2 separate regions of the Mus musculus genome follow, and region 1 is linked to region 2. Evidence: chromatin contacts called from ENCODE Hi-C data. All regions are on one chromosome and are shown on one strand. The core of a region is the stretch at or near the end of the contact, and the rest is flanking DNA. Distances in the headings are between cores, read along the strand shown.

Region 1 (3,989 bases), core at 517-3,016, 280 kb after region 2:
TAGGCCCTATAAACACACACACACACACACACACACACAGAGACTTTAGCGAATGAGTAACAACAACAGCATTGTAATACATCCTTGAGGTAGATTTTGTTAGACTAGACTATCATTACTTTTTCTCTACTGAATAAGAAGAAAAAGAAAAACACAGCAACTATCTTGGAGACGTAAAGACAAGCATTGTCAGAATTCCTAAGCTGGTGGTAGTCATTTATACATGTACTTAGAGTCCCAGCATTTGGAAGTCTGAAACAGTAGAATTACTACCTGCATTTCAGGGCAGTCTTTGCTACATAGTAAGTTTAAGGTCTGGGCTCTTAGAAAAAGACCCTGTCACAAAATAAAGAGAAAAGTAAAACAAAACAAACAAAACCCTATAAGAATAGTAAAAATATTGAAATATTGACAATTGTTGATAGGAACTGACAAAAACAAAATGAGAATCCCCAGGAAGAAAAAAAATGAATGTGACAAATTCTTTTTTTTTGTTTGTTTTTTGTTTTTTGTTTTTCGAGACAGGGTTTCTCTGTATAGCCCTGGCTGTCCTGGACCTCACTTTGTAGACCAGGCTGACCTCGAACTCAGAAATCCACCTGCCTCTGCCTCCCGAGTGCTGGGATTAAAGGCGTGCGCCACCACGCCCGGCTAATGTGACAAATTCTTATAAAATTTAGAGCCACCAGTCAGCCAATCCAGCTGACTAAGGAAATGAATTGGTAATGTGGGATGGAGGACACATAGAGGCAGCAAGCAGTGTTTCCTCTGTTGCTTTTTTTTTTTTTTTTTTTTTTAAGACCGGGTTCTTTACTGAACCTAGAAATTGCCACTTGGCCAGAATGCCTGGTCAGCAAGACCCCAGGGTCTGACTGCTTGCCTCCCACACGCCTATCCCCGAGTGTCAGCCAGGTGCTGCAGTGGAACGTTCACATGAAAGCCGGAGGTCTGAACCCAGATCCTCACGCCTCGCGCTAAGCACTTTATCCCTGAGTCATTGCTTCTGTCCTGGCAGTTACTGCCTTATGTAGTTAGAAGCCCAGAAGTGCTCTTTCTCAGGATTCCAAACAGTGGCCAGCAGCCACAGGTGCCCAAATGCTTTCTTACTACATCACTCAGAGAAGTAGAGTTCTTTCCTGAAAGTGATCGGAAAGTATTTCTTCTCAGCCTTATCTAATCAACCTAGTACCAACTTGGGTCAAATCTCCTGCCAGACTACTAATCAGCTAGCCTGTAGGAACATGTGCTGCTGAGCTGTCATCTCCAACTGCTAATTAACCTAGTGGGCCAGTGAGGTTCAGTCTTTGGGTCTGATTTCATAATTTCCTGATTCCCAGACCTACTCGCTCCGTTCTCCTTCTGTCTTAACCATGGGCTTTCTGGGTAATCTCGAATCAGCCACCTAACAATTTTTGCTCTGTCCTCTATGGAAATAGGTCTTTGTGTAGACTCCCCCTTTTTACCAACCATTATTTTGAAGTAAAAATAGATAAACTCTCCCTGGTTCTACAAATCTGTGCTAGCATGCTGCGTAATGAGGGACTGTTGTGTCTTAAGCCTCCTTTTGAAGACAGAAACAGATCTTTCAGGTGAGCGAGAGAGGAGCAGGTGATCAGCTGAAGTCACGCAACAGTGTTCCAGGAACTCTAGCAAGGCGGTGCTCAGCTTGTACTTAAACTGGTCCTAACCAGACTAGAGAAGCCAGCAAAAAGGCAGGAAATGGCTTCTGTTGATTTCAGCAGCAGCTTAACTCAATGTGCCAGGCAGCTGTGTCTCTCATTGGCCACAGCTGCTGCGAGCAGCAGGATGAGGGTTGACCTATATCTGTCCTCTGTAGGTCAACCCCCGAATTTGTTTGTAGAAGCTTCAGTCTTCTAGAACGCCAAGTTTCGCTTAGTACCTACCACAGTACCCTGATTTTATCAGGAAGTGAGATAGCCCACACCTGTGAAGAGCTGACATCTGCGGGCTTCCCCAGCTCTAACTTCTCTTGCTTTGTCTCTCACTGCCCCTCCCTCCTGTTAGCCTCTTGCTCCTTGTTTTTTGTTCGCCACCCTGCTTCCATCATCCTCTGGGTGAGAGGGGCCGCGATGGTCACAGCTGTGTGCCTTCTTGCAATCACGATGATGCTAGTGCTTGTCTTTACGGTTCCAAGTTCCATCTTTCAGTTGCAGCCATCATCCCACGTGTGTGCCTGTGCCACCACAGGTTTTAGGATGTGTCAGTTGCTCTTTTCAGCTGCAGCTGTAAACAGAATTGTCTGTTGGATACATGCCTTCAACACCTTAGTGCCCGAGTTTCTACACGGTAATAGCTTCTTCACTGTTTTTCATGGCTAAGAAATTTGGAAAAGATAGACTGTAAGTCTTTCTCCTAGATTAGAAAGCCATCTATTTGATTGTTTTTATTTTCAAAGCCAACATCCAAATGTGATAACGCCTCTTGTCCTTTGCCTTAGAGTGGGGTCAATAGGAGCATGCTGTCCCAGGTCTCAGTTGGTAGACATGTTTCTTTATGCTTATGGCACAATGTGAAAGGAATCCTAGTCAGTCGCATGAAAGCATCGGGACTCTGTAGGCCTCTCCCTCTTTGTAGCACAGGTATTGTTTCCTGTGATGATTTCTTCACTGGCTCTTTATAATAAATAACAAAGACGCAGCTCGGGTGGTGGGAACTCGGGGCCCTGTGTACACTAGGTCCGGCACAGAAATTTGAGATAGGAAAGGCCTATTAAACCATCTCAGTGGTTCTCTGAGGGCACATGGTGGTTTTGCCCTCCCCAGAACGCCTGGCTACTTTTTAGTGCATTTTCCAATTGCAAATAGTACAAGAGAAAGGGATTCTGGCTCCCCAGGGGACAAGCGCTGCACAGTCAATAATAGACCCTCCATTACAGCGTGTGACCTGCTCTGCCACCTTAATCGTCTCCATGTTGAGTTTCATTTCCATCACTCCTTCTCTGTCCCCTCGGACCACACTAAATAACTTCCCTCCATCCACGCTGTTTATGCCCTTCAAGTACTCTTGGCCGTGGCCTACGAGCCAGTCCTGGATGGTTAGCCCCTGGTGGACATGCTGAGAGACTCTCTTCTTTCATCTGCCTCTGGAAGGCAGTCCCTTCGGCCTTATAAATCGTGCTCGTTGCTTTTCAGTGAATGCCCACCAGTTTCTCAATATTTGGTCTCATTTCTTTTTCACTCCAACCGCTCGTGAAAATCCCTTTGCTGTTTCTGTTGACAGAAGTAGTAGAATCCCAGCTTTCTGAAAGCAGGCCAGAGCTTTTGAGCCCCGGAGAGTATCATAGCTCAGGGCCTTTGAGTCCCTTACTTGCTGAGCTAATGGGAGTTTGGTGTGTGCTTAGAGACAGGAGCGCTTGATGCGTGTCTCGTCAGGCCAGCCCTTGTTTTGGTGGCACATTGATAACTCTCGTTAGTTGTTTAAATCATAGTTCGCTGCCCACATAAATGTCTGGTTGAAAAAAAAAAAAAGCCTCCCTGGACGCCCTCAGAAAACTGCCAACATCTTTTCTCTTATTAATCCTGTTTACGGAGGCTCGATTGGCAGGCATCAGCTTTATCTGGTACCTCCTCCGCTAACGGGGAGCAGTTCCTTCCCAGTGAGGCAGAACAAGCCCTTTACCTTGAAAGAGCAGGAGTGGTACAAGCACACGCAGGAGGCAAGCAGAGTTGTTTGGGAACACCAGTGTGTTAATGGTATGCAGCCTGTTTCCTCTGCAGCCCTCTCTTCCACATCTAAAGCGCTGGACTTAATGCGGCCTGCTTTAATATGCTCAGTGTTGATGTTTGAACAATAACGATAACACCAGCGTGGGCTTACAAACTGTTTCCTAACTGCGTCATCCTATTTAACAGTTGATACCAGGATGGAAGCGGGGATTATCTTTACTTACCAGGGAGGCTTAGAGAGGTTTTGTTATCAGTTTCACAAATAGCCAATAAATTCCCCTTGAGTCCTTTTGGTTCCCCTAC
Region 2 (4,096 bases), core at 1,445-3,944:
ATTTTCCAGGACATCTGTTGGAGCTTCTTCAGGATTACAGCTTATATAGAAGACCAGCTGAAACAACTAGTCTCTTGGAACTGAGCAACTACTATATTCTTAGACTTCTCATTCACAGCTGTTTATTGTTGGGTTAGTTGGACTGCAGACTGTAAGTTATCTCAATAATATAATATAATTTCCTAAGTTCTGTGACTCTAGAGAGCCCTGACTAATACAGAATCCCTACCTAGTAGTTTTGTTTTGTTTTGTTTTGTTTTTTTTAAGTAAGAAGTAAAGTCATCCATTGGTGGAGTTTTCCTCAACTATATATGGCAGGTGTTGATAAAGCCATTAAAAAAAATGAGGTTGGTCTTATGTAGGGATATGTCCTAGGTTGAACCCACCTGCAGGTTCATGTTGCAGTAATGAATCTTATGATACACCCCCTTCATTGTACTTAATGTTCTTTACATGGCAGGAATCAAAAATATAGTATGTTTCTCAAACTCATCCTTTTACCCAAATGATCAGTCACTAGCAGCAGTGCTAGAGTACCCTAGCACACAGACGCAAGCATGGACTGTAAGCCACCTGAAGGGAGTATGGATGTCTGAGCTGAAACTCCTAGTGCAGCATCACCACAACCTAGAGTCTCCAGCATTCACAGGGGCAACCGCTAAGCTTTGTTCATCTCGATTTCTGAATTAACCCCTCGGCGAACCACTTGTTTCCATACCACTGGCAATTTGAGTCTTCATCATCTTTTACTTGGCTATTCTACAATTCCAACTCTCCATGGAAAAACTGGTTATATCACTGTCCTAGTTAAAATTATCAGTGACTCCACAATTTCCTTTATGAAAAAGCCTATGCAAAGACAGTAAGCTAATTTTCAATGAATTTCTGATAGGACTTCTCAATCTCTCCTCACCTCTGGTTTATTCATATATTAGTTTCTTCCTTAATCTTGATGCATATTAAGTCCATCGGTATACATCTCAGAGTGCGGTTAGTGTCAAACTCAGATATCTTATATTTTTCCTATGCATATATATCTATTATAAACTCTAATTTATAAATTAGGTACAGTAATGGCAACAATTATATAATATAATAGTTATAAAAAATGGTGGACCCTTTATACTCTGCAATGATACTAAGATCCATGTATGCTCAAATGTTTTATCTTAGTTGGTGTTATTTGCATATAACCTACATACATTCTCTGTACCTATTTCTACATTACTTATAATAGTTACACACTATAAATGATATGTAAAGAATTCCTATACTACATTTTATAGTAAAACATGACAAGGAAAATGTACAAGTTTGATTGATATATATATATATATATATATATATATATATATATACACACACACATATGTATGGAAAGACAGACAGACATAAGAGAAAGTTATTTTCATGTAGCTAGCCTAGCTCAAACTCAGTATATTGTTGAGTCTATCTTTTAATTCTTTGATCCTTCTGCTTCAACCTCGGGAGTGTTGATATTATAGACGAACACTACCATACCCAATTTTAAAAACATTTTGATCTGTGGTGGTTGAACCTGCACAGGCAGAGCTAGAGGATCTGGAGGGCCAACAGCACTATAATAAATCATATGTGAATCTCTCTCTCTCTCTCTCTCTCTCTCTCTCTCTCTCTCTCTCTCTCTCTCTCATGCTTATAAGCATGATTTGTCAATACCTACATGTTAAGACAAAATGGAGTGATTGATGTATTGTGATGTATTGTAGTATGCTGCTACTTGGTAAGGGTCACTTGAAGGTGAGCACTGACAGACAGATCTGATGGCCCAGATTGCAGCTTGGGTACACTGTGACTATGGGTAGTTGAATGATGTTCAGGATCGGACTGAACAGGACTCAGAAAGATTTCATAACATTCTAAAATTCAAATTTAGGTGTTCTTTAATTCGAATCGTTCACCTAATATTTTCAGGCTTTGACTGGTCAGTGGTTACTGAGACTTCATAAGCAAACTCACAGGTAAATGAGAGACTTGCTTTCCCATTGCTGTATCCTGTTTCCTGACACAGTATTCAGTTCTAGAAGGCCTTTCTCTTCCAGTTGTTTCCGTCTTTAACTTTTCTGTGACCAATCCATGTTTGTCTTTCTTAGTCTAGTGATCCTCAAGGAAGTTCTTCTGATGCCCCACCCAACCTGAGGGAGGTGCTCTCCCAGGTAGCTTAAAAAAGCCATCACTCTTTTGTCCTGTTTCCTACAAGGGTCTTTTTTTTTTTTTTTTTTTTTTTTCTCATTCCTATATCCCAACACGGTGTGACTCAACAAGGCATTCATGACCTCTTTTTGGAATAACTGAAATCGAATTATGAGCCCCAAATCCTTAAGTTTTTACGAAATCGCCCATCCTCTCTGTTCAGTGGAAATTAAAATGTCTCACATATGCTAAAATGTGTGTACCACCACGACCATGGTAGCTGGCTTCAGAGAAATAATCAAATTCCATGAGAGCAGGGTTAAAGAATGGCTGGCTTGCTGGAGAGGGGTCCCGGGGCAGGGCCCACACTGGGCGGAGCGCTCGAGAGGGAGGCGGGGACTCTAGGTTGTGGCCCTGCCCACAAGAGGGCGACGGAAGGGGCTCAACTCAAGCGCGGAGCGCTCGGGAGGAAGGCGGGGTCTCCGCGCGGCGGCCCCGCCCCGGGGCGGTGCCGGGCGAGGGGAAGGCGGGGCTCGCGGCGAGGAGGTCTGCTTCGGAGGCGGCAGGGTGGTTTGGTCGGGGGCCCAGCGGGTGGCCCGGGTCACCGCCCGTGCTTCGGCGGCCATCTTGCCCGCGCCCGTCTCCCGCGGCGGGAGGGGCGGCGTACAGGCCGGAAACGTCTGTGTGGCGACAGGCCACCTCCTCAGGTCAGTGAGTGCGGCCCGGAGCGGGTGTCTGCGTGAGGCCCGGGGTGGCAGCCGCGGCCGCTTCCTCAGAGCCTCGCCGGCGGGTGGCGTTCCGCTCGATCAGTGCGATGGTCACGGCACCGGGCTGCTGGCGGGCCTCGTGTGGAGCCTTGGGGCGTCCCGCGGCCGCGTGGCGACCGTCCTCCGTGCGGCCGCGCCGGGAGTGCGGAGCCGCGTCCCCCGCCGCCCAGCGGCTCAGCCAGGTGTCTGGACCGTGGGAGTCACGATCAGATTCCTGGTTTACCCGGAATAACAACACGATGAGTTCCAGTTGTACCCAATCAAATCCTTGTTAAAGGGCCTGTCACCCCCGTGAGCTCTGTTCCCTACCGACACGAATAATGCAAATTCCTTGAGAGGAATGGCTCAGCAAACGACTGCTCTTGTTGGCTTTTTTGAATAACTATAGTTTAACGAAAATATAGATGCGCAATGTCTTGTGGAGATGGTAGTACTCCAAATTTCCTGAAACTGCTATCGTTTACTTAGCGCGGAAAGAAAGACGACAGACCATATAATTGTATGTTTTGCGTTATGACAGTGTTTTGAATGTGTGCCCAGTTGCCACGTGGGGTTAAGATGCTTTGTAAGTGTATAGACTGGATTCCCAAGATTTAATAAAAATATAAAAACTTTCGTATTTTTTACAGTGTTGTATATTTTAAATTATTTCTTATTTGATAGGTTAAATTAAAAGATATTCTAAATTTCGTTTGCTACTTCTGAAATGTGCCCGCTAGAGAATTATAAGTGGTGGTTCACTAAATTTCTTTTGGATAGTGTTACCCATGTTCTGGTGGTGACTTGTGGGGAACCATTGAAGGGAAATGAACACTGACTAAATTTGAAGGTGAGGACCTAAATTATTGCCATCTCTTAGCCCCTCCATGGATTTGGCAGTTGTCTCCAGCATCTGAAAGCATTCACTTCCAGGACTGGTTGAAAGAACTAAATAGGGACAACAACATCTGTATGAAGCAGAGAACTCAACTGTGATGAGTTGGTGTTAGAACTTTGTGTGGTGGAAATTACTTAGATGTTACCCAAGTCATAAGGGACTTGTAATCGTCTAAACTAATAAGTGCATGAAAGACTTTCTGAGCCCTTACTGGTTTTTGTTGTTGTTTGCTTGTTTTGTTTTTTGCTGTCCTCCGTATTTATATTATGTATGTTAATAA

The links. Hi-C counts contacts between places; a loop is a spot of excess contacts on that map.
Region 1: a loop to region 2 is called in a map of T-helper 2 cell, with 3 times the contacts of the local background. The contact joins the enhancer-like site here to the promoter of Mios in region 2. A Hi-C loop is called at or near these places in 2 of 37 maps with a recorded cell type or tissue (T-helper 2 cell and v-Abl transformed pro-B cells).

Annotation. Positions count from the first base shown.
Region 1 is chr6:8,483,850-8,487,838 of GRCm38, forward strand. No RefSeq gene overlaps it. Among named protein-coding and RNA genes, the nearest start is that of Gm26075, 16 kb to the right of the region's middle. Within about 2 kb of position 1,767, at least 1 of the 3 ENCODE cell types and tissues checked has a DNase peak (open chromatin) inside an H3K27ac peak, as active enhancers do.
Region 2 is chr6:8,206,533-8,210,628 of GRCm38, forward strand. It overlaps Mios (meiosis regulator for oocyte development), which reads left to right and starts at 2,695. Exons shown (of 12, transcript NM_145374.2): 1 at 2,695-2,879.